Regions from separate parts of the Homo sapiens genome. Here region 1 is linked to region 2. Evidence: chromatin loops called from intact Hi-C (ENCODE). Cell type or tissue: endothelial cell of umbilical vein. All regions are shown on one strand. Links, peaks and the distances in the headings refer to the core of each region. The heading gives the core; the rest is flanking DNA.

What was found. A loop is a pair of places that touch in the nucleus more often than their neighbours do. Peaks named below come from ENCODE experiments on the same cell type or tissue, not always from the same donor. Only the 100,000 strongest peaks of a DNase experiment are listed, where the experiment ranks them.
Region 1: it touches region 2 in a loop (7-fold over the local background); 2 of 110 quality-filtered maps call a loop at or near these places.

The regions. Positions count from the first base shown.
Region 1 is chr18:56,452,115-56,468,377 of GRCh38, reverse strand. No RefSeq gene overlaps it. Among named protein-coding and RNA genes, the nearest start is that of TXNL1, 180 kb to the left of the region's middle. In endothelial cell of umbilical vein, for the core only: no CTCF peak of the experiment used is centred there; a DNase peak (open chromatin) is centred at 8,827; H3K27ac peaks cover 2,197 bases.
Region 2 is chr18:56,379,928-56,396,190 of GRCh38, reverse strand. No RefSeq gene overlaps it. Among named protein-coding and RNA genes, the nearest start is that of LINC03069, 200 kb to the right of the region's middle. In endothelial cell of umbilical vein, for the core only: no CTCF peak of the experiment used is centred there; a DNase peak (open chromatin) is centred at 7,420.

The sequences.
Region 1 (16,263 bases), core at 5,417-13,416, 70 kb before region 2:
CTTCAGATGCTCTCTCTACCTCACCAGTATTGTGGAAGGCTCAGGGTATCATTATAAATCCTCTCTGCAGACGTGTCCTACTACCATTTTCACTTGACTGTTGCAAAACTGTGTTGGAACAAGGGACTTCTCCATGAGACTGCTGATTACCTAGGCTTCAACCTCTACTTTGAGGACCTATAAACCTTTTTTGAGATTCTTGAATTTAGAGTTTCTAGAATTTCTTCCCTAGTTTAGGGCTTGGCTTGGAGGGAAGGGGCAAACCATTTAAATCCACCAACATCTAAACTATTCTCTGACTCCCCTTTTCTTCTTCCTCCCTTCTTCCTTCCACATGCTGTTCAACATGAGTGTCTTTTTGGGCCAGAAAACTATAGTCACATCATCAGGCATTCTCTCTTCCTTTCTGGCTTAACATTTCAGACTATTAGCTTTTTGAAGGTCAGAACTCTTTTTCTTCTTCAAAAAGCTCTGCTCTTGCAATGGAAAGATTCAATTTTCAAGAACTTTGTATCTTTTGCAAATTTAAAATATCTGTTTATGTCCCCTATCAAGTTCTTTGTTTTGGGCTAATTCATTGAATACCATTGATTTAATGAGTGGAGGACTGTGGACGCAGTTATGGTCTTTATGTTTTATCTAGCCACATTCCCTTTCGGGCTTTGGAATTCCAGTTCTTGGTTGACAATTTTCTTGAGAAAACTTGTCATATGGGATTATTAAATTCTTGTGAGGTATGGCATTAGTGACTAATTTTCAAAATGGTATCTATGGCATTCTTTTACTGTTTATTCATTTATTAAAAAACAATTTAGTGATCACATACTACATTGATGCTACCATAGATGTTACAGTTTTGTTGGAGATACAAGTTGAAAAGACAGGCATGGTTTCCACCCTCATTTAGCTTACCATTTAATTGAGAGAATGTACAACAGATACAATTATATAATTTGTAGAATATTTAACTATATTATACACTACTAATGGAAGTACAAGTTGCCATGAGAGAGAATGGTAGAAAGATTTAATTCACATAATCTTAAAAAAAAGTAGTTTAGGCATTACAATGCCTGATACTTGGAATTTGTGCAATAATTATTTATTGAATGACCAACTGAATGAATGAATAATAGAAGGAAGTGGAGTTCTTCCTTCTTTCCTTCATGCCAAGGAGCAGAGACAAACTTTCTAGAACTTTTTCTGTGTATTTTCTGCTTAAAAGACGTATATTTCTGTTTCTTAAAGATCTAGTTGATATGGGACATGGGTAGGAAGATAAGGCATTAAACTTAGTTTTGAAAGATAGAATGTCAAAATTAATACCAAGGTGAAACTTTAGCTTCTAGACCAATTTTGTAAGTAGTACCATGATTCCTAATAAGTGCATCTTGTGGGATATAAATGGTCTTATAGATGAGGAAAGTGAGGCACAAACAGGTTAGGTGCCCTATCCTAGTAGTTGTATTCTACAATCCAAGGCTATCACTTTCTTCATTGACACAGGGCCTCAGTCTTTGCCCACTGCACTACCCTGGTTACACACTATACTCAATTTGTTAATCATTTTTGAATGTCTCCTTATGCCATGTATCCAGGTACCAAGACAATCAGTGATGCCTCAAAGAGTTCACAGTTGGTAAGACAGACCACAACATAATTAATAGAAAAATAGAACAAATTCTAGTAAATGAGAGAGATAAGAATAGGCTTATATAGCTGTACTGTTCAATACCATAGCCACTAGTGAAATGTAGTTATTTAAAGTAAGATTAATTATATAAAATTAAAATTAATAAATAAAACTGGAAATTTAGTTTCTCACTTACACCAGTCACACTTTTGTTCTTAACAGCCACAGGAGGCTATAGGTCATCATGTTGGGCAGTGCCAATGGCAACATTTTCATTATCATAGTAGGTTCTACTGTATAGTGCAGGTCTAAAGCTCCTGTTATGATGATGTGGCAAGTCCAAGGAAGCCAAGGGTGAACTCTTGTGATGATGGAACTATTACCAATTCTGGAGAGGAGTCATCTTTGACAGTCTGTGTATCAGTCAATAGATTAAAATGACACCAGTATTTTTTAACAGAAGGAATTAAATGTAAAAAATTTATAACTAGATATTGGAGAAAAGGAAAAATGAACTAAAGTATCATCCCCAGAGTCTAGGAAACAAAGTGCAGTGGTTAGAATTATTAAAATTTAGAAACTTGGAGATGGGATGTGTAGAGCTGAAATTAAGACTTTTGAGGAGAGGCTACTAGCTGGCTGGTTCTAGTGTCTTTGGGGGACCCTGTGGGGCTGGGAAACAGACTTTTGAGGAAGAGATTCTGCTCGACTGGTGCTGGTGTCTCTGAGCTGGGAGAAGGGGCTTCATGGACTGAGACCCAGATGTCTAAGTGGGAGTGGTAACTGTTGATTGCTGGCTTGTTCTCATGTTTTTGAGGGAGCATAATGAATCTGGTTCTGGGAGTGTTAGGAAAACCACAAATTGTAATGGATAGTAGGTATTGAAATGAACTGCCACTACAGGGTGGAAAGTGTGGCTAGGGTGATGCCCACAGGAACGGGAAGAAAACAGGAGGCAAACACAAAGCAGTAAATCTCTTCTTCCTCCTTCCAGTCTTCTTCTCACACCCCTTTGGTTAAGCCTAACAAGAAGCCAGCATCAAATGAGAAATGTAGTTTGCTGAGTCTGCCAATATAATGAAGTAGTCTATGGGGAGGAAGGAGGGTTTTTATAATAAATAATTTGACTGGCCTTTATCCCTAATTCTTAGGAGGGGTACTCTAAATACTTGGAATTTCTTGAGTAATAAGAGTGCCGTTTTATTCATGACCCCTTGGATCACACCTGAGCTTAGGCTAATGAGATGACTCAGGTGGGGCTCATCACCAGAAAGATCAACCAAGTGATTAAAGAGGGACTTTGAGCCAATCTGACGTCTGGGGAAGAGAGGGGAGTTGGAAATTATTTAATCAATCATGTCTATGTAATGAAACTCCAATAAAAACTCTGGACACCAAAGCCCAGAGCTTTCTGCTTGGTGAACATATCAATATGCCTGGATAGTGATGTGCTCTGATTTAATGAGGTAAAGGCACAAAAGCCCTGTGTTTGGGACACTCCTAGACCTTGCTATATCTCACTTCGTTTGGTTGGTCTTAAGTTGTATCCTTTAATAACAAAACTGTAGTTGTAAGTATAGCAATTTCCTGAGTTCTGTGAGTCATTCTAGCAAATTATTCAACATGAGTGAGGCCATGGAAACTCTCAGGATATATACCCAGTTGGTCAGAAGTGCAGGTATCCTGGGAACCCCTGAACTTGCAGCTGGTATATGAAGTGCAGGTAGTCTTGTTGGGGACCATGCCCTTAAACCTGTGGAGGCTGATGCTAACTCTGGGTAGTTGGCATCCGAATTAAATTATGTTGCAGTATTGCATGGGGATAAGTGAGAGACAGATTTGAAGCTCTGAATCAATAGTTTGATAAATTGGTCCAGTGTGGTAAAACTGCAAATTATTATGAAGTGGTAATATTCTGATTGTTTATTGCTGTGTAACAAACTACTCCCAAATTTCTGCTCACAGAATTTTGTGAATCAGGAATTCAGAGAAAGCTCTTCCTAGCCTTATAATATCTGGAGTCTCAGTTGGGGTAATTTGAATGGTACAGTTAACTTGGATTATGAGGGCTGGTCTGGAGGACCCGTTTCGAGGAGGCTTCTTCATTCACATGTCTGGTGTTTGGGCTGAAGTACTGAAAGGTGGGCCCAGCTGGGACTGTTGACCAGTACATCTACATGTGACCCTGTTAGCTTAGAAGTCTCAGAAAAGTTGACCTTCTTACATGCTAGCTTTAGGGCTCCAAGTGTGCAGGTTCCAGTGAGCAAAGTGAAAGCTGACTTTGAGGTCACATAGCATCACTTCCATCATACTCTATTGGCCAAAACTGCCAGCCCACCTGATTCAATGGGAAGAGATAGAGACCTCACTCCCTGATCACAGGAGCACCAAATAATTGGCAGTCACATTTTAAATCTGCCTTAGGTAGCATCCAAAAGGTTATTGATGTGACAAAATTTGATGCAGAGAAGCTCAATTACAGCCTCTGAGGGAGAATCACAGCTATGTACAGCCCAGGCCCTATGGTGGGTGACTACACAACTAATGCAAAGGTGTTGTATCTGAAAATAACTCAATAAATACGCTTTGAAATGCAACCAGTTACCATATTGCATTGCAATTGATTTTCTGTAACTCCACTTAAACTACAATCTTTGTGAGAGCAGGACTTACATCTGTGTTATCCACCATGGTATTCCTAGTGCCTGGTACAGTATTTGAGACATAGTGGGCAGAGTAGATATTTCAGACTTTTTTTCAATATCTTAAAATTTATTAAAACTTGTTTTGTGAACTAACATATGATCTATCCTGGAGAATGTTCCATGTGCACTTGAGAAAAATGTGTATTCTGCTATTGTTGGGAGGAATGTTCTCTATATGTCTGTTCAGTCCAGTTGGCCTGTAGTATGTTCCAGTGTTTTTTTTTTATTGATCTTCTGTCTCTTTGTTCTATCCATTATTGAAAGTAAGGTTTTGAAGTCTTCTACTATTATTGTCACACTGTCTATTTCTGCCTTCAAATCTGTCAATATTTGTTTCATATATTTATGAACTCTGATGTTTGGTGCATATATGTTTATAATTGTTTTATCTTCTTGATGAATTGACCTTTTTATCATTAGATAATGTCTTTTTTTGTCTTAAATGATTTGGACTTAAACTCTATTTGTCTGATATTAGTATAGCCACCTCTGCTCTCTTTTGTTTACTATTTGCATGAAATATCCTTTTACATCCTTTCACTTTCAACCTATGTGCATTCTTAGATCTAAAATGGGTTTAGAAAATGTATAATTGGATTATCTCAGGAATTTTTATTTACTACATTTTTGTTTTATTTTTAATAATTTCAACTTTTATTTTAGATTCAGGGGGTACATGTGTGGGTTTGTTACCTGGGTATATTACATGAGGCTGAGGTTTGAGATGTGATTGATCCTGCCACCCAGGTACTGAGCATAGTATCCAATAGTTAGTTTCTCAACCCTTGTCCTCATCTCTCCTACTCACTTCCCTCTAGTAGTCCCCAGTGTCTACTGTTGCCATCTTCATGTCCTCAAATACCCAGTGTTTAGCTCCCATCTATAAGTTACAACATACGATATTTGATTTTCTGTTGCTGCATTAATTTTTTGGGACAATGACTTCCAGCTGTATCCATGTTGCTGCAAAGGACATGATTTTGTTCTTTTTTTGTGGCTAAATAGTATCCCATTTAATCCCATTTTTAAACGTGAGGAAGGAGACCCAGAGAATTTAGGTAATTTGTCAAGATAGCAATAAGTGGTGCAGTGAGGTTTATTGAAGAGTCTTTATGGATTTTAAAGTATAGGTGAAGGGAAATAGTAGGAAGGGCATTCTAAGAAGAGAGAACACCATGAGCAGAGCCCCAGAGGCATGAGAAATATGGTGTGTCTGTGTGTGTCTGTGTCTCTGTGTGTCTATGTCTGTGTGTCTGTGTATGTCTGTGTACTATACCAAATGGTATGTTGGTAGTTTGATGTGTGAATGGTCAGGACATGAAGCCAGAGGGATGAACACAACCCATATCACCAAGGGCTTTGAATACTATGCCAAGGTGCTTAGATTTTTATCCTATAGATGATTGGGAATACTTTAAGTAGGAAAGACAAGCTTAGATTTATATTTGATAGCTTTTCATATGGCACTATGAAGGATGAAATCAGGGAGGATAAGATGTGAGAGAGGCAGATGGTCAAGAACTCCTGTAACAATGTGTACAGAGATGACGAAATCCTGAAACAGGGCCATGTGGTGGTGTCTTCCCTCAAGACTTCCTAATTACAAGGCTGGATTCAGACCTAGAAACTAAAAATAAGGACAATACAAAATCATAAAGCCCAAAGCTTGCATGCATGCTAAAATTAAAAATGTGTCTTTTCAGATTTTGTATTGGAAAATTCTGGGTAAGTTCTTTGAAGTTGAACTTTTCTCTTTTATTGGTTGTAATTCACTGGTGTTTTTTGCATGCATTAGAACGTCCTTGGGGTAATCCAGCAGTGAATATCAGCAGCGATCTGCTGGTTACAGTGCCAGCTGGCCAGGCTGGAGGGTCATAATCTTAGGGTTGACCTTGTTGACATCTATGATATTAATGAGAGTATTAATATACTCATTCTCCAAATTATAAAAGCACATCTCTATAAGCTAGGCCTAAGATACAGAAGCAGAGCTCTTGAGAGTAAATATTATAGTGGTCGGGATTTTAGAGCCAGACTGCCTGAATCTATATTATGCTTCACTATTTACTACCTTGGACAAGATACAAACAAACAAACCACTCTGTGCCTCAGTTTCTCCATATGTAAAGTGGGATCAATAACAGTATCTGCCTTATGATTTGTTATAAGGACTAATATCTTTAAGGTAGCACAGTGCCTGGCATATAGTAAGCACTCAATAAAGTAAGCACTGAGCTCCAGGCTCAGTTCTGCATACTCTCTCTTTTGCATCCTAGAATTCAACAGCCCTAGGGATCTAAAGTACCCTTGGCATGTTGATGACTCCTAAGTATTTATCTCCAGCCCTGACTCTTCTCTGAGTTTTAGGGTTGAATGTCCAATTGTTTATTCTACCTCTCAGGATGACCTTGGGAGTTTGATAGAATGGGATAATGGTGTAGAGAAAGAATGATGGGTCATGACATCAGTTCTCATACGACTTTGCCACTTAACCAGGTATGTGACTTGGGACATCTCAGTTCTGTCACCTGGACTGGATGGCCTATAAGCTGCCTTCCAACTCTGCATTTCTAGAGGCAAAAGTGATTTGCAAATAACGAGTCATGATACATACATAAGCCATTTTTAATATTATACTCTTTCCAGTCAACCCTGCACACAGTGGTTCCTTGGTGTTCCAAGACCTAAACTAGTTTGTCCAGTTGGTGAGCACTGTGGTGGTGGCTTCCTGGTACAGCACTAAGAGCTCAAGCTCTAGAGTTAAATCAGGTTCAAAATCTAGCTGTACCACTTGTCTGGCTGGCAAACTTATTGAACCTTTGTAATCACCCATTTCCTCATATAAAATAATCTTGCATTCTTTGGAATGTATCTGGCTACAAGTAACTGAGCACCTGATTGGAAGTGGCTTAAAGAGTAAGGACATAAGTGCATTATCTCAACACAAGGCTTGACAACAAGCCTGGGTGGAGGTGGTTCCAGAGTTGGTTTAGCAAAACTAGGTTCTTGTTTTCCTCAGAGATGACTGTCAGAGAAAGATGTAAAAAGACAGGAAGCATAGAGGGGGACTTTTCCTTTTCCATCTGTTTTTTTTTTTGTAAGGCAGGAAAACCTTTCTAAAAGATCCCCCAGCAAAAATGTCCTCTGATTCCATGGGCCAGGCCTGGGTTCCACGTTTATGCTTCAGTTACAAAGAATGCTGGGAAATGTAGAATATGTCATTTGCAGCCTTTGTCAAGTGGAGGTCAACCCTGCCCACAAGGAAAGGGGAAGGAAGTAGATTTTGAGCAGGCAATCAACGGTGTCTCTGCCAAAAAAATCTAGCTCAGAGGATGATGAAAGTCAAATGAATATATATTTATTTATTTGGCTGAAGTTAATTTATAGCAGTTATTATATGCCAGGCACTGTTTAACATCAACTCATTTCCTCCTCATAACATCATGAGGGAGGTACCCGCACAACAGTGTCTCTCCAAAAGGTGTGTTAAAGCTTCGCACAAAGTGGGCTGCCTGGGAATGCTGATTTTTCCATCTCTCCTCTAATTCTGCCACAAGAGCACATATGCATACTGGATGGAGGGGCAATAATAAAAGTAGAAGCAACTACTTCAAATGCCCTCCTCCTACCCATTCTAGTTTCTGTGTTTAGTTTTCCTTCTCTGGTGGATTCCTATCAGTTTCAAAAGAACTTGTGAAATCCATTCCAAAATTCGCTTCCCTACTTATTTTGTTTGAAGATGTGTATGCAAAGGGTGATTTCTTTTTCACTCCTGATTGTTAATTTTTTATTTTAAAGTGACCAGATCACTAGGTCACCCAGGCTGGAGTGCAGTGATGCGACTGTAGCTCACTGCAGTCTTGAACTCCTGGGCTCAAGTGATTCTCCCCGCTCAGCCTCCTGAGTAGCTGGGACTACAGGCACATGCACCACCATGCCCGACTAATTTATGTTTTTTTTTTTTTTTGTAATGGCAGGTTCTTGCTATGTTGCCGAGGCTGGCACTCCTGATTTTTGGTAGCCCAAATCAATGGAGAATAAATATTTTCTCTTTCTAAGGAAGACTGAAAATAAGTTGCTGGAGAGACTAATAAGGCCTTATGGGGAATTGTCTTTGAGCATTCTCTTTTTGTGGACAGAGGCAGCTTAGAGTGTAGTGAGAACTCTATGATGACATTGTCTTATAGTGAGATTGCTTTAAAATAGAATATTTTGAGTATATTGTCAATTAACCAGATTTAGATGACATTCAAGAAGGGTGGGCCTTGTAGTGATTTCTGCTGCAGTGTTCACACGTGGTAAAAAGGCAGTGGGGTGGGGGGAGCCATTTTAGCGGACCTCCTTTTCTAAGGACATGAAGGAAGTGAGCCAAGCATTTGTGACATAAACCAGTAACTCAGGAAGGAACAGGAAAGGACTATCGCAAGTTTCCTAGCTTGGGACACTGAAAACATAAAAACAAGGTCACATGTCCACACAATGAAGAAAGGAACCCCTGGAAAGGGAGGAAAAAACAAGTGAATATAACTCCAAATAAAGACCTTCAGGAAAACATCCTCGTTAGTCTGACAATCAACCAAGAATAACATATGAGTTCATCAAGCCCCAAATGGGGGAAAAGACGGATGCCTCAGCCAGCTAATTTAAAAATTAAGAAGAGCATTTCTCATCGTTATGCAGAGGACAGTTCCAAAGCAGATCCTCCTAGAGCAGAGCTAGCCCCCTGAAGCGGGGGTTTCCTGTAGCGACGAAGCAGCTGCACCTTTGATGACTCCTTGGATATTAGCAAAACACTCGCTAAATATAGATGAACATCAACAACTCATAAAAAGGGAACAGGAGTGGGAAACACCATACAAAAGGTGAGTGGGCAAGAACAAAGACATCTTTCTGCCAAGACAATTATCACGTGCAGCATCGAAGCATTAATCACAGAATCATTTAAAAGTCCAAAAGCCAAATAAGAATAAAAGTCTCATGCAGGAAACTGTCACATGTCAGGGCAATGGAAGCAAACTACTTCCCAGTGTCTTTTCCAGTGCTGTATTTCATGGAGTGGAAAGAAGGCACGGCATTGGAGAGGCCCTTGAGAGTGTTATAATGGCCAGGTGGCAGAGAGCGGCTCAGGCTGCTGGTCTGGAGTTTTACCTACATTCTTTCCTTCTCTGTTGAAATTTCCTTTACTGTATGGGAGGTGGTAAGAATTTTTATCTTGATTTCCCCCAAGTATGTGGGATACTCAAGGAGGCTGCACCTTGAGTGGGAGCATGTTAGACGACATCACTCAGGACCAGGCTACATCAGGCATCAGGTAAATATTGTTTTCTCAAAACAAAGCCAAACATGTCAAGTTCTGCTCTTCCCTCCTGCTTGGTGTTTTTTTTTTTTGAGACAGGGTCTTGCTCTGTTGCCCAGGTTGGAGTGCAGTGGTGCCGCATAGTGCACTGTAACCTTGAACTCCTGGGCTCAAGCAATCCTCCTGCCTCAGTCTCCCGGGTAGCTAGGACTACAGGCATGCAGCACTATGTTCAGCTGTTTTTTAAAACAATTTTTGTAAAAATTACAAGAAATTTTTTTTTGCTGTGTTGGCCAGGTTGACCTCAAACTCCTGGCCTCAAGTGATCCTCCTGCCTTGGCCTCCCAAAGTACTGAGATTACAGGCGTGAGCCATGGTGCCCAACTGTGTCCAAATTAAACTCACTAAAGCTCTAAACAGTTCTTACTTGTTAAGCACCATGGGTACATGATATTGGACTTGGCCCCACCAATAACACATCAAACCAAATAAGCAAGACCCTCCTTCTAGAAAGGCTTAGTCAAAGGAGGTTTTGACATGAACAGATGGAAAACTGTAGATGCTACTCCCAGAAATATAGATAGTTCCTGCTAAACACAGAAATAATCTCATCTTAGTATCCTGAAGAAAACTTGGTGCCCAACACTGCAAATATAGCTTATAATACCTAAATTGCAACCTATCAAATAGTTCTTAAATGCTCAAAGGATCTATAGAAACAAATAACTCTGTTAGAAACCTCATATAAAAAATACATCCTCATATCATTTGGTAAATCCTCAGTCTGGTTCCATATATATCAGTGACCATTACTGAAATAAAAGTTAAGTCAGGGCAGGGTTAACTAATGAAAGGGGTTCAGGGAACCCCACGGATCTATTTATTTATTTTTTGCTCTATAGGGATTTTTGTAAGTCCTGGAGATTTATGAATTACTGCTTATTCATTCAACTGGATTGCTTCATATGCATCACACCACTTGTGCAAGACCACCTGGGCAACATGATATATTCTTTATTAACCAGAGATTTTGGTGAAGAGCTTCTTCTACCCTTTGCACACTGTGGAACTGCTTCTCAGAGCTCGGGAGTGGCTGTCGTGAACTCTGTTCTCATTCTCATTGCTGGGGCAGATGTCCTCGGCAGCACTGCTGAGCTTCACTGCACATGTTGTGGCTGTCACTACCTGTATATCTCTCTTGGCTCAACATTTTGAGCTGTGCTTAGAGCTTCCTGAGGTCAGAGTTTAGCAGAGGGTCCATAATAATACAGCTTTAAGGCATTTTTGTCTGTGAGTGTTTTGAAATGAACACAAAACCACAAAAAGTTGAAGTGAACATTTACCAGCATTTTGGTTCAAATGGAACCAAAACAGCGTTTTCCTTCTCCTTGGACCTTCTGTTTTCCTGCCCTCAAGAGCAGCCTTCAGGTGTGGCTTGTTGCAGGCTGTCATTTCCAGTCTCTAGGCAGTGTGGCAGCATCTGATCTCTATGTTCTGGCATCTGCTTTTTTTTCTCTCCAATTGATGGGAATATGGGAATTCCTGTGGAAACTTGATGTTATATGCTAGAGAAAGTAAAAAACCATCAACTTTAAGAAAACCATTATTTTGTGTTTTACTAAGAAAGAAAAAAAATGCTGTCAAACCATGTTATGCCATAGATTGCAAATGCATCCTGATTTGAGAGATGATAAAGTAGCTAAAGAAAGTGCATTTAAGATTTGAAGAAATACACTTCCATCATTTTTTTGGGTCTGCATATAGAAATTTGGGGTCTAACAAGCATGGACTAAACACATCTATACAAGATAAAGATGCTTCCCCGGAAAACCTCTGTCTAATGTCTACCTGTACAAAGTTTGCTCCAGTGGGACTTCAGGATAAGATTCTTTGCTGGAGACTTTTTTTCAAATGTCACCCACCATAGGAGCTATTAAAATGGAATGGATGCATCAAGTCAACAAACTTTCAAGTGTTTTTTCAGTCTATGACATGGCAGAAAGACAAGCATGATAGATAACAGCAGCACGAACGACAACACAACCGTAACAGCAGTGATAAGCACGGGTGTGCAAAGGGCTTTCAGAATCAATGCTATTGTATCAGCTTGTATTCTTCTCCCACAGTGTTGTGAGAAAGAAGCTCACATGCCTTCTGGAGAAAAGTTTTGGAAATAACTCACTATTTAAGACAAATTGGAGTAGGTTGTGGTCGGGAGGATGGTGCATATTTGTAGCCTTGATTTGGCTCTCATGCATCAAAGTTTGTTTTAAAACTTAAAAAATAAACATATAATAATTCCAAAGAAATATGTCTAATATCTATATACAATTTCAAGACTAATGATAAAATGAACCCACTAAGAGGAGAAATAGTATTGATATTTGTGGAGCCTTAGGCAGGACCTCCCCAGATTGTAATCCCCTCTTCTACTCTCCAGAGATAGTCACTATCCTGAATTTTGTGTTAATAGCACCTTTGGTTTTCTTTATGTATAGATATTCCTAAATAAGCTATTACTTAATTTTGCTTGTTTTAGAACTTCAGGTAAATAAAGGTTTATGTATGCATTTTTCCTGAAACTTGCTTTTTGATTGCTCAATGTTATATATTTCAGATTTAACTATGTTAATGTGTGGCTGTATTACATTCCAGCATATGACTGTGTCATCATTCATTCATATATTCTTCTGTTTACAGATGTTTGGCTTGTTTTGCTCCAAAGAACAATGATACTGTGAATATTCTTATGTATATGGACCGGTAAACATGTGCACAAGCTTCTCTTGGCTCGATGTCTGTATCTATATCTATATCATCTATATCTACATCTGGGATTGGCTGTATTATCTGGGAGTGAATACATCTGGGAGTGGCTGTGGAGTGTGCACAAGTTTATTTATTTATTTATTTTTGAGACGGAGTTTTGATCTTGTTGCCCAGGCTGAAGTGCAGTGGCATGATCTTGGCTCACTGCAATCTCCGCCTCCAGGTTCAAGCAATGCTCCTGTCTCAGCCTCCTGAGTAGCTGAGATTACAGGCTCGTGCCACCATGCCCAGCTAATATTTTGTATTTTTAGTAAAGACGGGGTTTCACCATGTTTGCCAGGCTGGTCTCAAACTCCTGACCTCAGGTGGTCTGCCTGCCTCGGCCTCCCAAAGTGCTGGGATTACAGATGTGAGCCACTGCATCTGGCCTAAGTTTAATTTTACTAGGTGATGCTAAATAGTATTCCAAATTGAGAGTAACAACTTTGCTCCCACCGCCAGTGTACAGGAGTGCCTGTTATTCCATATCCTTACTGGACACCATTTTAATACTTGATATGTCATACTTTAAAATGTTTTGCCACCTCATGGGGGTGAATGGTATCTCCTAGTGATTTCATTATGCATTTTCCTGATGATTCATGAACATTTCCCCATTTGTGTAATGGGCATTCATCTTGCGTCTTCTTTGAAATGCCCCTTCATCTCTTTTGCCCATAGGCTGTGTGTCCCCTCTTGGGTTGTTTTTTTCTTGAATCATTGAAGTTCTTTATTTTATGGATATTCTTCTTTTGTTAATTATAGTTATTATAGACATCTTCTCCCAGTTTTGGGGTCTTGCTTCTTTACTCTCTTTTGTTGTCTTCTGATGAGTGGAAGTTAATGTGGTTGAATCTATATTTTTTTCTTTATAGTTCTTTTTGTGACTTGTTTTCTCTCCTCCTTCATCCTAATGTCACAGAAATGTTTTCCTATTTTTTACCTAAAAATTGTGAAGTTTTCTTTTCCATATGTTATTCATCTATCTGGAACTGATTTTAGTGAACAGTGTGTGTGAGGGGAACCCATTTTCTTTTCTTTTCTTTCTATCCTTCCTCCCCCTCCTTCCTTTCTTTCTCTGCTTTCTCCCCTCCCTCCCTCCTTCCCTTCTTCCTTCCTTTCCCTCTCTCCCTCCCTTTTTTCCCCTCCCTCCCTTTTTTCTCCTTCCTTCCTTCCTTCCTTCCTTCCCTCCCTCCTTCCATTCTTCCTTCCTTCCCTTCTTTTTCTTTCTTTCTTTCCCATTGTCCTAGCACCCTTACTGAGGTCTTTCCTTTCCCACTTATTTGCAATGTCAGATTTTCTGTATATGTGTGAGTCTTCTCAGGTCTCTCTAATCTTTTCCATGGACAATTTGTCCCTGCACCAATACCACTGTGTTACTTATTATGACTTCATAATTAGGGCACGTTATAGTTTATAAGTCTGATTGAAATCTGAATTGGTCAGGAACAGGCTGATTGATATTGATAAATGGATGGTTTCCTTTAAATTAAAAAAAAAACCTGAGGAATATCAGTTCTAAAATGTGCTAGCTTTGATGCAGTATAAGAAAATGAAAGGATAAAAAGTCTTTCCCTTCAATAGCCCTATTTGAGGCAAATGTACATTCTTGCTTTGCAAATATAAAACAGAAAGCTAGGATATACTTTTCTGAAGACTAGTGATGATTACCTATTTTTATCTCTGCAGAGGCGTGAAGATACGTTTGGGTTCTCTTCTTATAGGAACCAGAAATGAAGCGATTGAAATGTAAAGTGTTGATGACATACACACTGTACTTTCATAGACTTTTACTCACAAGGACATTGATTTCCCTTTCCTCTTCCATTCACTCAAATTTCTCATCTGGGTGAGAAATTCCTGTCTTTATAAGGGAGCTCTAGCTCACCCAAGTTGATCCCGTTTTATTTTAATGAAAAAAATATATGTAATGGAACAGAAAACAGTTCTTCCTTGGTTCTCCCAAAGATGCCTTCTTTAGAGTTATCTAAAGTTTATCAGCAAAATAACTTTGACTAAGTTAAATGGCGATGTGTCACACACCCAAAACGTGTGAAGCAATTTGAAAAAATATTTTAAATATGCCATGGATTTGTAAATTAATGCAGGGCTCACTGTGCTTGAATTTCCATTTCTAAACTGCTTCATTTGCATGCAAAGAGTGGGCAATTTTTGTGTGTGTGAAAATTTAGCCTTAAGAAATGAAAATCAAAAACTCAGCAACTTGAAAAGAGCTGTTAGGCATAGAAATTGTTTAATCGGTTTCCAGCAGGGCCAATGGTGTTGGCATTTTGAAATACCAGATTGGATTGGCATCCTAGAAAAAAAATCCTCAGCTCAGAAAAAGTCGCCTAAAAAAGCCACCATCTACAAAGTGGTGAAAGAAGATAGCCGAGATATGACAAATGCCAATGAAATAAATTCTGCGATCGAGAGAGAGCCTGAAGTGTGAAATGAACAAATGTTAAATGTGATAAAATTTCTGTCAGTGCTACCCCAATCATGTACTCTGACAAATACAATGCTTGATCGAAAAAATCAGGTATTTTGTCTAAGAGCGTTTTCTTCATGGATATTTTACGAGGTCGCAACACTGTGGGTGCATTTTCAATGTGATGTTTCTCACTTTAGAGTGTAATAAAGGGTCCTTAATAACTTCCTTTCTAACCAACTTGAGATCCCCAACTTAGATTTTCATTCCAGAGTTTTTAAAATGCAAGTTTAAAATAAGATTTCATCTAGACACAGAACTACATTTTGTGGCACTTTTGTAGCTCAGACCTTGAAAAATAGACCAGAATACCATATTTTATTAGAGACCAGTTTTCTTTATCCACCATATCTCAAATGAAAGTACCAAGTTAGACTACCTGTACCTAATAATAATCATGATGATGAAAAATAATGGTAATAATAAAAAGACCATAATAATAATAATAATAAACCCTGTGTATTCATTTATCACACACACATTTATTGGGTACCTACTTTGTGTGGGATATTATTCCAGGTTCTAAGAATGTAAAAATGATTTAGAAGCAAACCTATATTCTCAAAAATCTCATAGTTTCTGAAATAAGCTTCTTTCTAGTGAATTGTACAAGTTTCCTCATCTAGTTTTCTAGTTTTCTCCCAAAGGACCAGCTGAATACAAAAGACTTAGAAAACAAGGAAGTTGATTATATCCTTTGTTGTTTTTTCTTGAGTCCAAGCCTATGGAACCCGCTCAAAGAATATGATACTATTGTCTTACCATATTTGAGCTAGATGCTTTGCTCACACCGGTCTTTCTCCCCAGAGGAGAGGAGAACATTGACAGTTCTCTCTTCCTTTCCCAAGGCTGGGGATGGGATTCTTGGATAAGAATGAGAGGATACCATAACTTCTTATTGCTGGGATCAATTCTATTAGTGTTGTCACTGGGAAAAAACAACCCACACAGCCCAACCCTTTCAGATACGAGTCCTAAATTCTCAACACAATGCTCGTCACACACCAATGTTTGTTGATGGAACAACTGACAATTCAGGGATGACAGACATGGAGCTAGAGCGTCTTAGAAAACAGTTCTATGTGTCAGAGTACTCTAGTATAGTTTCAAAATAAGACAGAATCAAACAACAAATATAAACATATGCCCATAATGTATGTGTTCAAAACTAGTAAATCCTAGAATATGCATGTAGGAAGATGGAAGAAAAAGATTGTATATTTGGGGAAACACTGCAGAAATGGGCCCTCTGTGTAGATTCTGAGTCATTGCCTTTTCTTTTTATTTTTCCGTAGGGGATCTTGCAGACTGAGGTGTATATGGTTTATAT
Region 2 (16,263 bases), core at 3,587-11,586:
AAGATATTTTACATTCTTTTGTATGTACTAAGTCTCTAAAATCTGGTATGCAATTTACACTAATAGCACGTCTTAATCCGGACTGGCCACATTTCTAGTGCTCAACAGCCAACTGAGGCTCATGGCTGTGATACTGGACATGCAGGTATATTGTTATTTGCACTATATTATCCTCATTATCCTCCCTTACAGAATAAAAGTTAAGAAAGCATTGTTCCAATTATTAGAGAAATTACAAATTAGTTGGAAATTTAAAAACATAAATATGTGAGAGGGTTAGGAAGTGACTGTAGTTCATTTCAATCAGAAGGAAGTAATAGCAAACCAAGTCTTCAATCATGGTGAGAGCTACGGTTTGAATACCCAGTGCTTTGCTCTCGTGCATGGGATTAACACTCTTACAGAAGGGCTCAAGATTGAAGGGAGCTCTATCTCTTTTGCCCTTCCATCTTCTGCCATGTGAGGATACAGCATTCCTTTCCTCAGGAGGGTGCAGCAACAAGGTGCCATCTTGGAAGCGGAAAGCAGCCCTCTCCAGATACCAGTCCTGCCAGAGCCTTATCTTGGACTTTCCGGTCTCCAGAACCACCAGAAATAAGTTTCTATTGTTTGTAAATTACCCGGTCTGTGGTATTTGATTATAGCAGAACAAACAGACTAATACAGTGAGGATGGGGTAACTCAGACTAAGCTCTTTAAGATGGTAATTTTGAACTAGGTCTTAAAAAATGACATAGAAGGCCAGGTGCAGTGGCTCACACCTGTAATCCCAGCACTTTGGGAGGCCGAGGCAGGCAGATCACGAGGTCAGGAGATCGAGACCATCCTGGCTAACACGGTGAAACCCTGTCTCTACTAAAAATACAAAAAATTAACCGGGCATAGTGGCAGGCGCCTGTAGTCCCAGCTACTCGGGAGGCTGAGACAGGAGAATGGCATGAACCCGAGAGGCAGAGGTTGCAGTGAGCCGAGATCGTGCCACTGCACTCCAGCCTGGGCAACAGAGCGAGACTCCATCTCAAAAGGAAAAAAAAAAGAAATAGAAGATTTAGAAATGTTATTTAGCAAGTCATGTATAAGGCTTGGCAAATGAATGAGCACAGCTGAAACAAAGAATTTATATACGAAAATAGTAAGAGAAGAGACTGGCAAAGCAGAGGGGATTCACTATGTGGAAGGCTTTGAATATTGGCCTGATAAGTCTGAACTTGATAAGGGAGGTCAGGGAAAAATCAAGGGAATGAATGGAAGTTCTTTAGGGGAATGAAGATATGGGGAGGCAGAAGAAGATAGGTAAAGAGATGCTCGAGAAGGAAGTAAAGGGCAGTGATAAAGTGCAACACCTTTTAAGTCCTGTTTTCTGTAGATTTAGGAGCAATTAGAAATGGGTTGTACCATAAACAAATAAGACATTTGTTGGGCCAACACCCCTTATGGCAACTTCTCAAGCAAGTCTAGACAGTGAGCGAGAGACTAAAAATGCTAGAGTTCAGGAACTTTGCCTTTTCTGAAATAGGAATGTGCTAAGATTAGATGACAATCCTTGAATTAGGTTCCATGAGGCTAGGGACCAATTTTTTCTTGTTTATAGCTTAGGTTCAATTCTTCATACAATGCGTGGCATTTAGTAGGTATTAAAAAAATTTGTTAAATGAACGAGAGGAAGTAGGTACTCAAAAAAACATAATAAGTGGCTGACTGATGCCATTTCCCTCTTACATTAGGGGGATTCAATCTTAGTTAGGGTTCCCTGAAGCAGACTCTGAGATCATAATTATTGTGCAAGTAGTTTACTTAGGGGGCGATGCCAGGAACATCTCTAGGAGAATAAAGAACTGAGATAGGGCATGGAAAGAAGTCAATGTGAGTTAACGAGTAGGTTAAGATCTGAGCAACTGGGACTCTGGGAGACAGTATTGAGCATGCATCAGGGATGTTACTACATCCAAGGGCTGAAGGAGCCGGGGTATTTGTCCTCCATATCTCCATTCGTCTTTGGCTGAGAGCTGTTCCCAGAACCCAACACTTCTAGGCAGCTTCGAGTGTAGTTTGAGAGGAAGCTCTCTGGCAGAGGTGCAGGTGCCTCAGTAGGATGGCATGGCATGTATGAGAACAGTGGGTGGCTAAGGGACCTGAGTGTGGCACTGATAACATCTGCTGTAGGGGCTGAGTGAGAGCAGAGAGAAAGGACTCAGATTGCAGTTTGCTTTCAGCTTGATTTACCTCTGAACCAGCAAAGAAGCAGTACAAAGGACATATGTGAGATTAGGAGTCACAAAAGTAAATGCAGGTATTCAGGATGCTTTCTTCCCTCCCTGCCATGCTCTGCCTTCCTGGTTTGTCATGGACATGCACTTGAAGTCTGTGGTCTCTGAGACTCCGACCATGTGGGATAAGCCTAGAGCTTCAGGCTTATGCCTTTTAAGCCTTTAGACTGAGGGATGGGTGATGGTAGGCCCCAGGGCCCATCTTATTACCTTATATTCTAATGTTTGGATGTTAATTATCTTCTTTGTTCCAATTTTTACTAAATCACTGGGTCTATAGCATGTCTGGTTCTACTATAAGATCAATGTCATAGATTGGTTTATAGTCCATCTTGCTCCTAAAACTGATTTGAGATGGCTAAGAAAAACACAAGTAAGATGACTTATAAAAATATCAATATAAATAAATAGGAATATCAGGGGAAAGGAAACATCTGAAAACAAAAATAAAATCAAGTAAGAGTTAGTACAACATCCACGTTTGTTGTGCACTTTGCATACTTGTGAGAACCGAGCCACATTTTTGGGGCTCTGAACATTCTGACATTCAAAGCAAAGAAAAAAATTATCTAAGAGAAGGAAGATGATCGCTTTAAAGTGACAGAGTATTCCTAAGATTAAAACAAAATAAAACCCTCAAAGATAGAAAACATCAACAAAAAGCAGTTGATGAGAAGTACAGTTTTCTGAGACCTAAAAGAGGACACCGAGTGTTCTGGGAAGATAACATCTTCAACACCAAGCTTCAACATCAAAACATATGCTTAATACAGGGGTGATTATTGTTCTATTGTCCCACTGTTCCATTGTTTCTTCAACGGTTCTGTCTGTCCCCTCAAAGCAAACTTTGGCGTAATGCCAAAGCAAAATTTAATAAAAGCATTTTAGGATGCAAATCAACGCAACTCAAGCATACAGTTTTCTAATTGTTTAGTTTGAATGAAGGACAGATTTAGACTATCCAGAGAAATGGATAGAATATAGACTCTTCAGGAAATCTATGCATATTGTTTTTTACAATTAAGCTTTTGATATAAATCTTTAGAGAGCATCGAGTCCAAGGTAATGTTCTCTGGAAAAATTATACAGTGAGTTTTTTTTTGTGCAATCAGTTAAGGACAGATTCATATGTTTTGGCAATCAATCAACCAAAGGATAGAACTGGTACTCTCTTAAGAAAATTATGAAGTGTAACTAGGATATATGCTTAATAAATGACTTCAACTATCTCTCCATAGAGAGATTTCCACACTGTCTATTATACTGCTAACATTTAAAAAATTTCTGTATTTATAGTCTATAGGTTTAGCTGTTTTTTCATCCTTCTAACTGAAGGATTATTATTATTATTTTTGTGGTTGTTGTCTTGGTATGCAGTTGAAAAGTGTCGTGTAACAAAAATATTTATGGCATGAGCATTTTGATATCTTTTTAAAACCTGTGCAATGAATTGGCTTCATAGCCTGGCATTTTCAGGGAATGTGTGAGCAAGCAGCCTCATTATTGATAAATATTTTAAAACACGTGATATTTACCCAGAAGGTCCCAATGGCTCAATGTGCCTCCTGCAGAAATGGCATGTAATAAAAAACTCCAGAATGAAATTTCAGAGGAAAAAAGGATACTGCACTTAAACAAAAATTCAATAAAAGAAATGTTAGAAAGTCCCCAAAGCATTCCAACCAAGTTATGGATTAATTGCTTGGCACGTTTCCTTTTTTAATTCCAAGCTGCCTTTTTGTTAGCTGAGTAAACAAAGCATCTAGAATAAGAACTTCAGCCAATGATGACAGCCCATTAACATCATGACTGATAATAATGATAATTCCCAAAGGCTTTGACAAGGTCCACACATCAGCAATATTTGACCAGCAGGGACTGAGTTGAGAAAGAAGGAAAAAAGACTCTTGTTATCCCTGCTGATAAAAAAAAAAAAAAAAAAGTGAATTCAGTGGGCAGAATAAGGGCCTGTCTTATGCCTGGACTCCCATACTGTTGATTCAGGGCTGCTTGTGAAGGGGGCTTAGGGAAAGAGCTTGCAATCCGTCCTGTGAAGTATAGGAAAGGGCAGAGAAATTCTTAAATCCCAAATCCAGAAGTCTTTCTAAGGCTGTTATAACAGTAGGTTTTAGGGCTGGAAAGCAATTGATTGCTGTATCACAAAATTGGGAGTTAATACATTTGTTCACACCTCAAGGAAAATGTTTTCATTAGAGATTATTTTATTTACATAATGTAGATTCTATCTCCTCCTTTCCTCCCTGAATTCTCTCTGAGTTCCAAAAGAGCAAGGGCCCTGTCTTGCATATTGTTTGCAGAAGGTGTATAGTGAATATTAAACAATATGCAGCCACAAACAAGGGGCATTCAGATTAGGTTTGTTTAAAAAAACCAACAGCGACCGTACAGCACTTCTCCTCTACCCCCACCCTCCAAATAACTGTGAAAATAAATCAAAACTTAAATTTTGGTTCTAAACTTTTGGCAATGCCCTATTGTGTACATTATCATTCTTTCTACTCTCTGACTTTTCACGAAGATACCATGATGGAGAGATGCATTAAGGAAGAATTCTCCTAATGCATTGGGAAACCATCTCTTGAGAGGAATAGTGTAAGATAACCAACCCAGAATCTCTTCCACCTTCAAATTCTTGGCATTGTACTCATATAGTTTAAAGTAAAAACTTTGCCTATATATACCAAAGAGGAACACCGTTTACGCCTACATTTCATGAGTGAGATTGCTGCTTGCGTCTGTGAATGCCTGAAACTGATGGCGAATATGGATGCTCATTATTTTTTATCCTCTCTGGTTATTGCATTTTTACTGAAATACTGAGTTATCTCCACCCATCCTATTTTAACCTAGGCCAAAAAGGAGTGCTCAAAAAAAATTATTGGTTTTTATAATCTGAAAGGGACAGTAGAAATCAGTTAGTTCAACCCTTTAATTTGACAAATGAGAAAACTGAGTTCTAAAGGGGCTTTGTATCTGATCCAAGAGCATGCAGTACTGAGATGCAGAGCTTAAACAACCACATCTTTATTACGGAGCACATTAAAGCAGTTAAGAATGAAAAGAAAAGATCCATCTTTTGGAAAACACAACTGTCTGTGTATACTGGGATTATGGCCAGATACTTTGTAAGCTGTTTTCGACCTAAGGTTTAGGTTTAGGATTAGCCACTGGTGACTGCTGGAAAAATCTTGTCAAAGACTTTTATAATAATATGTAGTTCTATTTTCTGGATTTAAGAGAAATTTGATGCATCTTTTTCTTCCGCAAATATTTGTTGAGCAACTATTCTGGGTAAGACATCATGCTAGGTGGGATGAGGATATGCAACAATGCAAACATCATGGCCATTGCCAGGGACTTAAAGTCTGGCAAGGGAAATAACAAAGTGAGACAAGTACATAACACAAATCAGAATGGGATTTTGGCCTCTTAGTGGCATAAAGCACAATGGGAAGTTTGGAAGAGGAAAAAGTAGCTTTAATTGGGAAATGAGAGAAACATTTCTTAGCAGATGTGGTCTTTGGCTGGCACTGAATGAGGATGAAGGATTTGACAGATGGTATTGAGGAAAATCCTTCTAGGAGGAGGAAAATCAAGGAGCAAAGACATAAAAAGCATAGGATGCTTTGGGGAAATCGCAAACTTAGTGATTTGATTAACGCAGTGGAGAATGGGAAGAATTTTGGTGGATATGAGATAGGCATGGGACTAGAAAGTGGGGGCCTTCAACCACAAAAAACTAAAACCCAAATTTGATGTGTTGCTTTTTATTGCATTACATTTTAAAAATCTCCGGGAAGCAAAGTGGGTTGAATAGATATAAACCCTTTCCTTCTAAAGAATCCCAAGGAGTTTAATAATCCATTGAATTTAGATGTCCTTTTGTCTATCTCTAGAATGAATTAATCACTTAACCAGTGTATGACTAGGAGGCTGCAGAATCAAGCAGGGTTATCCATCAGCAGAATACAGTTTACATCAAGCAGTTCAGGTAACTGGTATATATCAGGAGATGCTGGGACCCCCAGATCGTGTCTCACATGACACAGGAATCAACTTCTCAATCACCTAATGAGAGGCTGGGGATAGGAGAGGAGACGATTGTCTTGAGTTTCAGTGTTCATATTTTTTCTCTCCTGTCAGTTCATTCATTATTCATTGAACAAAATTTAGCAAGCACTCTTAATGAGTCAAGCAATGTGCTAAGGACTGGAAAGCAATAATTTTAAAAAATGATGTGGTTCTTGACATTGTGCAGTTTGAAGTCTAGAAAGGAAGACTTGAAAGGTTTAAAAAGCCAAAATCATGCAGCCCTAAAATGTATAAATGCTGCGGCCATTGGCGGGTTCAGCGACATACAGAGTCCAGGCAGTTCTGAAAGAGTGTCTAGGCTGAGACTGGAAGAATGAGGAGCCAGCAGGAAGGCAGAAGTGGAAATAGTCTTTCACACAGCGAAGACTGAGGCAGGAGCACAGGGCATTTGGAGAAGGAGAAGAATTTCTGTTTGGCAGGAGTGTCGATGAGGCTGTAGAGGGTGGCAGAGGCCAGGCCTTGAAACTCTTTGTAAGCCACGTTAAGAAATTTGGACCAGAGACATCTTCTTTCTTCCCTTGTTTTCCTTTTTTTTAGTTTGGCTCTGTTTTGTTTCGTTGGACAGTAATTCCGGAAGTTTAAGTTCAAAGCTAGGAATACATATATAAGTAGTTGGAAGGAAAAGCTATGATAAGTACTGTAATTATTTTGAACTGTGTTGTCCCATTCAGTAGCTGCTAGCTACAAGTGACTCCTGAGCACTTGATGTGAGCCTGGTCCAAACTAAGAGGTGCTGTAAGTGACAAATGCAAACTGCATTTTGAAGCCATAGTACAGCAAAAAAGTCATAACTATCTCAATAATTTTCACACAGATTATATATTGAAATAACAATATTTTGAAAATGTTGGTTAGATAAAACATATCATTAAAATCCATTTTACTGGTTTCTTTTATTTTCCATTGTGGATATTGGAAAATTTAAAATGACATATATGGCTACTTCTGTTGGACGGTGCTGGGTCAAAATAATTCTGACGTTCTTTTTAAGAGTAAGGCAAGCAAGCACGTGTAATTAAGTACTTCACGGAAATGCCTTCCTGAGTGTTCACTAAGGAAATGAACACTGGCAACTAGTTTGACCACAGGCTTGAGCCTATTTAAGAATAATAACGTAACAATCTTCTAGGATCATTCTTATATTTGAATAACTTAATGGGAAAATTATGTGTAATACAAATATGTATTTATTGTCAGAAGATCTTTATTTGGCAATAATTTATTACAGCTAAAAATAATATAGTTAGTATTTTATAATTAAGATTTCAAGAAAGGTCATTCAGATCTCCTAATAAATCTAAATTAAAGAGGTTTGAGTTTATTTCCTGTGGCTTCATCCATTGGCTTCTCTTAATTCATTAAGCTGAGTACTAATGTTACAAAGATGAGGCCAAATAAACAGGCAAAATGCCTCCCAACTAAAACCTGTTAGGCAACATACTTCTAAAAATATCCTGATACAATTTAGGTTTAAGAAATGAGCACATTGGCTCATTAAAGGTGTGAGAGGTTGGGATCCTGGAATGGAGCAGAAGTTAATTATTATTACTATTATCATTATTGTTATTTTTATTATGGGCAATTTGTTTTAGCTGTAACTGTAGCACATTTTATAAGGCAAGCAGGTGTGCATGGCAACTGGACCACTCATTCCGGGGTGATGGCAGATGAAAACTGTCCATCCCGCTGTCCAGTCAAGTGCTCTGTGGGCTGACGGACCTCAACAGAAGAAGCTGAGGAGATGCTTGCAAACATAACCCCAGATTTATAGGAAACAGCTCATTAAGCTCGAAATCTCAAGTGCCCTTTTTAAAAAAGCAATGTTCACACTTAAACCAACTGTATTCTCCACTTTCCATGGAGGGGAATCTAGTAGAGAATGCATGATTGACCTATATACCAAGACAAACAGTCCGCCTTTCATTGCAATAACAAGAGACAGAGACAAGCATGCGTGTTTTAATATGGGGAACCTTATGTCTGTGCAGTGATTCATCCCATTGCCTGTTCTGCCCCTCCCTACTCTCTTTGCCCCTCATAGTTCCATAGAAGACTGCCATAGTCATTTATTCTAGGCCCAAACAGGACCTCCTTCCAATTCATTTTTAAGATTGGGCATCTTTAATTGAGTCATCATTATTTTATCTAAACATAGAAAGTAAAACCAGAAAATTTCCTAAGCTGCCATCATACAGAAGCTGTAGGAAATTGATTACAGAGAAGGCACAGAGGCTGTTGTATTAACTTTCCTACAAGAATGCCTGATTGTTTTAGGATTTCAGTATGGTAGATGGATTCCTTTGGTGAGTACAATTTTAATGCATGGAATAGGGCTTGTGATGGCCTATTCACTTATAAAATAAGGCATTTAGTAATGTAATAGTCTTAACATTTAAACCTCAGATGTATTTCCATGCACAAATGGTTAAGAACTCAAAAACAAGTAATTATCAATAGCATATGTATGCAATAAGAAAAGCATCAACTGAAAAAAGTTATATTTATGACATTGGCAAGAAAGATACATTAATTGACTGCAGAAAGAAGCCAACATAATATTTACTCTGCATTTTCAAAAGGATGTAAAGAAGATCCTAGAAACTTAAATGCACTTAACTTTATTTTGGGAAGAAAAGCCCAGGGGAACACTAATCAGAAGAGAACTGAAGAGAGTCTGTCTAGAGCCTTCTGATTTCATTTTAGATACCCAGATGGAACCAATAAGTGGATAGTCTCACAACTAATGCACAAGATAACAGTTTTGGGTGTGTTAAGAGAGCTGTGGTTTTCAAAGTGGTGGAGAGTTAATAAGAGACTTCTGAGTTTAAACTTTCTGTAATGCTGGACATGATCCTGCCTTTCCTCATATAAGGCTATTTTTAAAATGTTGGATTTTCTTTATAAAATTAATTCTCTTCTCTTCCTAACTCTGCTTACCAAAGTTGCAACCACATATTAAGGTTGAGCTCAAATCTATATATTTGAAGAGAATACAGATTTGATTCTCAACCCCAGCTTTACAGAAGGCCATCTTTCCTTTCCATAAATGCCACAGCCATTCTCTCTCTCTCTCTCTCTCTCTCTCTATCTCTCTCTCTATCTATCTATCTCTCTCTCTCATTTTTTATTCATTATATTTATGTGCTGGACTTATTTCCCTTACTAGATTGTAAACGTTTAAGTGTCAGGCTCTGTGTCTTATTTGTTTTGATCTTCTGCGCCCCCCTCGCTCACTCCCCATCCCAAAGTGCCAAGCAGAGGTTTTACACATGGAAGATGCTCAATAACTATTTGTTGAAAGAATCAATAAAAGGAGTGCTAAGCTTGCTGTGGAAAGGATAACGTATCAAAGATCTGGCTTCCTAATAATTTAATTCTGTGAGTCAGCTATAATAGGTCCTTGATATTATGACTGATGATCTTGTGTGATCACACTCCGAAGCCATCCATTTGATTCTCCGACCTTCCCTGCTGAAACCATGAACTCCCTCTACTAAAGTGCTAAATAGATGGAAGAAAAATACCTGAAATGCAGAAAAATTAACATAGTTTTGAGGAAGTTGAGATAGTTCTTGAGGTCATTGTGTCATTCTCTCAGGGTGGCACACACAAAAATGGAGAATACTTTACAGCCAAACAAAATTTAAAAATCATTAATAAGAAAATGCTATTTTAATGAACATGGTTTATGGGAGGAAGAGAGAGAAAAACCCTAGATTTTCTTTTCTTTCCTTTCTTTATTTGAGACAGAATCTTTCTCTCTCTTGCCCAGGCTGGAGTGCTGTGGTGTGATCCTGGCTTGCTGCAACCTCTGCCTCCTGGCTCAAGCGATCCTCCCACCTCAGCCTCTTGAGTAGCTGGAACTATAGGCACACACCATCACGCCTGGCTAATTAAAAAAAATTTTTTTTTGTAGAGATGAGATCTCACTATATTGCCCAGGCTGGTCTTGAACTCATAGGCTCAAGTGATTCTCCTGTTTTGGCCTCCCAAAGTGCTGGGATTACAGGCATGAGCCACTGTGCCTGGTCAAGATTTTATAATCTGAATCTTACTTTCCAGTTACCTTTATTTTGTGTGTATATGTTATGTCAAGTAACAATGAAGACATAAGACAAATACTCAGAAATTTCTACCTAAAATTATTTTTGTTTGTTGTATCTAGCTAGTAGCCAAAAGTGCTTAAAGAAAACCCTGAATTATCTTGATGATTTTCTCAGTTTTATGCTAATTACTATAATGAGAAACCTAATGACCTCATCGCTCCTCAAGGAGAAATTGTTTGGCACATCAATTTCTGGTGGAAGGATGTAGCACATACCATGGTTTTAAGAATATGTGGCTCCTAGCCCAGGTTACAAAGCTTGGAAACTATTATGGTAGAAGAGAGGCATCATCTTGCTATGACAAGGTCCTTCTGGCCATATTTTACATTTAACCTCAGTCTTGAAATAAGCATCAGATTTCCTTGGTGATTCTCCCAATCTATCTGTTCTCTGTATCTTGTTTGCCTCTGCCATGTCCTCTGAGGAGCTCTCCAACTTGGCTTCTCTTTCTCTTATTTCTTGCACTTCCCTTAACATCATGTGCTTCTCTGAGAATAATCCTTGTCTAAATCAGGTTAGCTGAACCGATCAGATTGTTTTCTCTTAGCTGGAGAATGATCCTTATTAGTCCAGTGGTAGAGGGAAGATGCATCTTTTAGGGACTGGGTCTTTCCCCAGAACCAGAATGTACCCTACGGTCACAGCCAGTCCCATGTCCAGATCCCATCTTCCTCTAGGGTGTGGTCTCCCATGTGGTCCTACCTCCTGAGCCACAGCACTCTCTGGGGCCCAGAGCTCAGGTCCTCCCATGTGCAATTTTGCAATATTACCAGCCTGTATCCTGCTTTTCAGCTGACTTTCTGGATCAGTGTCATTATTATTTTCACCAGAAAATTCCAGTTCACAATTATGGTGGGTGACAGCTTGCTCAGAAAGAATGAATAATTTTCTTCTGTTTCAGTTTGCTAAAGAAGGTGATGTATTCTAGGAAGATAGAGGTCTTATCTCAGTTGGCTAAATTCCAGTGTTAGAAAGGCCAACTTTACAGGGTCTCATCCCAGATGGACTGATCAGTAGGCTTTGCTCTATTTCTATTTTTTTCCCAAGCATTCTCTTTGCCTCTGCCTTCTCAGTTATAGTATATGAAAATAGTGTTTTATGTCTCATGAGGCTGTTGAGATAGTAAATGAATTAATACTTTAATTCTTGAAACAGGCATGAAGAAAATTATCAATATATGGTAGCTATTGTTATATCATTATTATTGTTATTCATTCAGTATTTCAACAAATTACTTAGTACTTCCTATGAACCAGGCTCTGTGCTGGGTGCTGGCTATTCACAATGAATTGATCACTTGAAAGAAGACCAACAAGGAAGGAGGGAGAGATTGACAGGGGACAGAGCCAGGGCCACAGACTAGGGTAGGCAACCCTCGTGGTTTGCCTACACTGAGGAATTTCCTGGGATGTGGGACTTGTGACGCTAAAACCTGGACAGCCCTGGGCAAACTAGCATAGTTGGTCACTTTAGCCCAGACTGTGCCCAAACCTTGGCCAACCATCATCAAGATGGAAGTCCTAGGGTTCAAAGTGAGAGAGCCAAATGATCTCTTCTCTCAGGGAAAGACAACTCAAAGGCCAAGAGCTACTGAAAATGGTTGTTAACATGGACTTTGAGAGACAGAACAAATGTACTGAAAGCCCTCACAATTAATTTGCAAATTAAAAACTATTTATCAACTCATTCAGTCCAAATAAATCTGCCTTGCCCCCTTCCAGATTTGGGATTAACTATGTAGAAGATGCCAACTTCAATGGGTTTGCCCCAGCTTCCCTTTAAATGTGTTTCTTGTATTCTTAAAAAGGTGGGTTTCAAGAGAAGAAATTTCTAGCTAAATGATGCTTACATTTGGTTCTAATTCCTTTAAGACCTCAGTTAATTACTATTGAGACTCTTTATTGTTTGGGAAGGTATTGGTGTCCTAGAGTTCCTTGTACTCTTTCAATGACGGAATTTAAGACTTCTCTATTGTGATGGTTAATTTTTTGGGTCAATTTGACTGGGCCATGGGGTGCCCAGATATTTGATCTAACATTATTCTGGATGTGTCAGTGGAAGTGTTTCTGGATGAGATTAGCCTTTAATTGGTAGACTGAGTCAAGCAGATGGCCTTCTCTAATATGGGTGGGCCTTGTCCAATCAGTTGAAGGCCTGAATAAAACAAAAAGGCTGAACCATCCATGAGTGAGAGGGATCTCCTGTCTGATGCTTTTGAGCTGAGACACTATTTTCTGTTCCTTAGCTTTCAGACTCAGATCGAAACATCTGTTCTTCTTGGGTCTCAAGCCTGACTTCCTTTAGAATGGAAATGCACCCTTGGCTCTCCTGGGTCTCTGGCTTGCCAACTGCAGATTTTGGGACTGAACAGCCTCCATCATTGCAAGCGCTCATCCCTTAAAATAAAGGTCTTTTTATGAATCTATATAGAGATCCTATTGATTCTGTTTCTCTGAAGAAGCCTGTCTCATACACCTGTAGTTAAAAAAACACTCCAATTTTTATTTCTTTTTATATATATATATGGTATATAATAAATATAATATATAATTAAATATTTTAATAGGTCATTAGAAAAAAGACAGATGGGAAAGGACTAAATCTATACTCTTTTAATTTGCATTTCCACAACAAATTGAAAAAAAAAGAGCTGTAGGAATTTGCTTCAGTCAAAGTTAAGGTCATTCACTACGGTCTTGGGTCTGTTGTGCTTTCTTCAGCACTACAACAGCTTTCTCAGGAGTAAAGTAACTCAGTTGCTACAGGCAATGGGAAAAACTGACTGAAGGAACGGTGCATGTGGAATTTGAAGGCTCCCAATCTTATCTTTGGATATAAGTGGATACAGTCATTTCTAACTATCTTTATTTTTCTTTTGAGGCCCATGTCAATCTTTTTCCCTGGTGCATTGGGTTTCAAAAGAACCAAGCACTCGGCTGCGGCTGGAAGTAGTCTAAGAGGTTAGCTGGCACCCAGCCTTCTAGTACTCAGATGATACAACAGAGCCTCCAGAGGGGAGGGTGAACAGACAAAAGACCTCTTAGAACCCAGCTCTTGGCCGCTCTCATCAGCATTCTTCTTTTCATACCAAATGTGGGAGGGACACATATTTCCCCCTCAAACATTTTCAGTTTCTATTTAGAACAGTCCAGGTAACAACAACAACAAAAATGTATACAGCACATTTTTTTTCCCTAAGAATAAAAAATAAGTTTGTGGTAATTTGCTATGTAAAGGGCAAAAGAGTTCAAGACAATATACATAATGTCACAGTAAATAAGATTAACATGTGTGTTTTCTCTTTAAAAATTAAACTCCAATATCAGCTCTCATATCCTCCTAATAGTAGCCTTTATCGTAGGCTTTCATTAATATTATTCAGATATAATTTGCATCCAATAAAATTCACCAGTTTTAAGTGTTCAATTCAGTAAGTCCTGACAAATGTAAACACCTGTGTAATTGCCATCTTGATCGTAATATAGAACATTTCCGTCCCCCCAAAAAGCTTCCTTGGGCTCTTCTGTATCCAATTCCTGTATCCATGCTATAGCTCTGGAAACCACTGTCCTACTTTCTGTTACTACAGTCTTATCTTTTCTAAATTTTCAAATAAGTAAAATAATATATTATAAAGTTTTTTATGTTTGGATTCTTTTACTTAGCATAATGATTTTGAGTTTCCTAAATCTCTGAAAGTTGGCATTGTCTCTTGTACTCTTATATATATATATGGGCCAGATACATATTTGTCCTTTTAGACTTTTTCCATATTTTGTATGCATACATGTATATGTATAGAAGCAACATAGTATTGAGGGTGTGCATGTGTGTTTGAACATAAGTGGCATAATCTTCTGCAATAATCATTTTTACTCAATATTATATTTCTGGGTTCATTTCATGTTTTTATAATAGATCCAGCTCATTCCTTTTCAGTGTTGTGTAGTATTCCACTGTACAAGTCACCCACAGTTTATTCAGCCATTGCCTTGACAAACAACGTTGTCATGACCATCGTCATACGTGTCTCCTTGTGTTCTATACAGGAATTTTTTAGGCAGACATTGCAAATTGGAATTGCTGGGTCAAAGCATAAGCTCATTTTTAGTGTCAAATGACATTGCCAAACCAAATGGCTTTGTTATAAGCTTTGTAAATATGTCATTAACTTGCTGTCAGCTAAGTAAATAAAATTTGTAATAGGTGGTTCTGTGAAATTTGGATTTTACATTCATTCACCAAATGTTTAGGAAACATTGAGTTTGGGCCAGGAAATGCTAAGGGCTGGGATGTGTTGATCTATTTCTGGATTCTCCTTTCTCATGCAATAGTGCCTTCTGGAAACACTTTGGATGGGGCCTGGCACAGATCGTTCAGCCAGAGCAGGCTGCTCCTTCCTGCCCGCTCTGTCTTCCTATCACATCGACACAAGTGATTCCTCTCTCTTGTAACTCAAAGTATCTTCTGCATTACTATTTGTTTAGAATCTGGTACTTATCATGTTGCCCTTGCGTTGTTAGTTATCTTTTTATGCTTGTAACCAGGATAACTATTAGCGAGCTTCCCTGGGCAGTCCTTCTAGGAATGATATCGAACAAAGTTTGGGACCATGCGGGGAGCTGGTGGGGGTTTAGAGAGCATTACTTTCTTTTTATTGTAAAAAACACATAACATGAAATCTATCCCCTTAACAAATTTTTAAGTGTATGGTATGGTATTGTTAATTATATGCACATTGCTGTACAGCAGATCATTGGAACTTTTTCATCTTGTGCGGCTGAAGCCCTGTGCGCAGAGCGACTGTCTATTTCCGCCCTCCTCACCCCTGGCAACCACCATTCTACTTCCTGCTTCAGTGAGTTCGACTGCATTCGATAATGAGGAAAATGGAATCGTGCAGTGTTTGTTCTTCTGTGCCTGGCTTATTTCACTTAGCATAGTTTTGTTTTTTCTTGGGTTAGGGCTATGGTCAGGGCAGATCTTGTGACCCCCGTATAGAACATATTCTCCTTTGGCTGGTACCATGGGGCCTGAGTGGAGGGGAATAGCTGTGTTAAGGGCCTATTTCTATGATAGATGCTTTCTTCACATGACCTCATTTGAGTATCTTAACATCCTAAGAAGGTTCAGTGACCCAAGTTTAACCAATAAGGAAAGAACCCAAAAAGGCTGTTCCCCTTGATCTAGGGTCATATGGCTAAAAGGTGGGGATGCAGGGACTTTAATCCGGGTCTTTTGCAAACCGAAGTTAGTGTTTTTAAACAATAGCCTCATGCTGCTTTTCTGTGGAGGTCTCAGTCCTCCAGTTTTTAGTTATGAGATCCAGAGATGGCATGATTTCTAAATTTGTGAGTCTTTAGACAAGCCTTTGAAAGCTACATGTTAGCTTCCAGATCTCCTCTGTCGCCTGTCTTCCATGGACTCAGTGTCCCACCTGCTGTGACCCACCCAGGAGACCTGGGAGTCCTATTTGTCTCCTCTTTCTCCCTTATATCCAGTCCATATGAAAACTGAGCAAGAGCCATTCCTTACTTTTAACAGACTGTGCTAATGTCAACTGTGGTTTTGCACGTTTCCAAAAGTTAAATTTCAGCTTTGTAAGTGAGGCTTACTGGTGGTGATAAACCAGTGCTCCTCTGAGCATGAGTAGGTGAAAACCAGCTCTACACAGTAATCCCCAAACCCTTCCTCAAGCTCCTTAACCCCCCATTCCCTTTTATGGTGTTTTCCTAACCTAAGCTGTCCGGCCTTCCGGGGAATGGAGTACCCCTCTA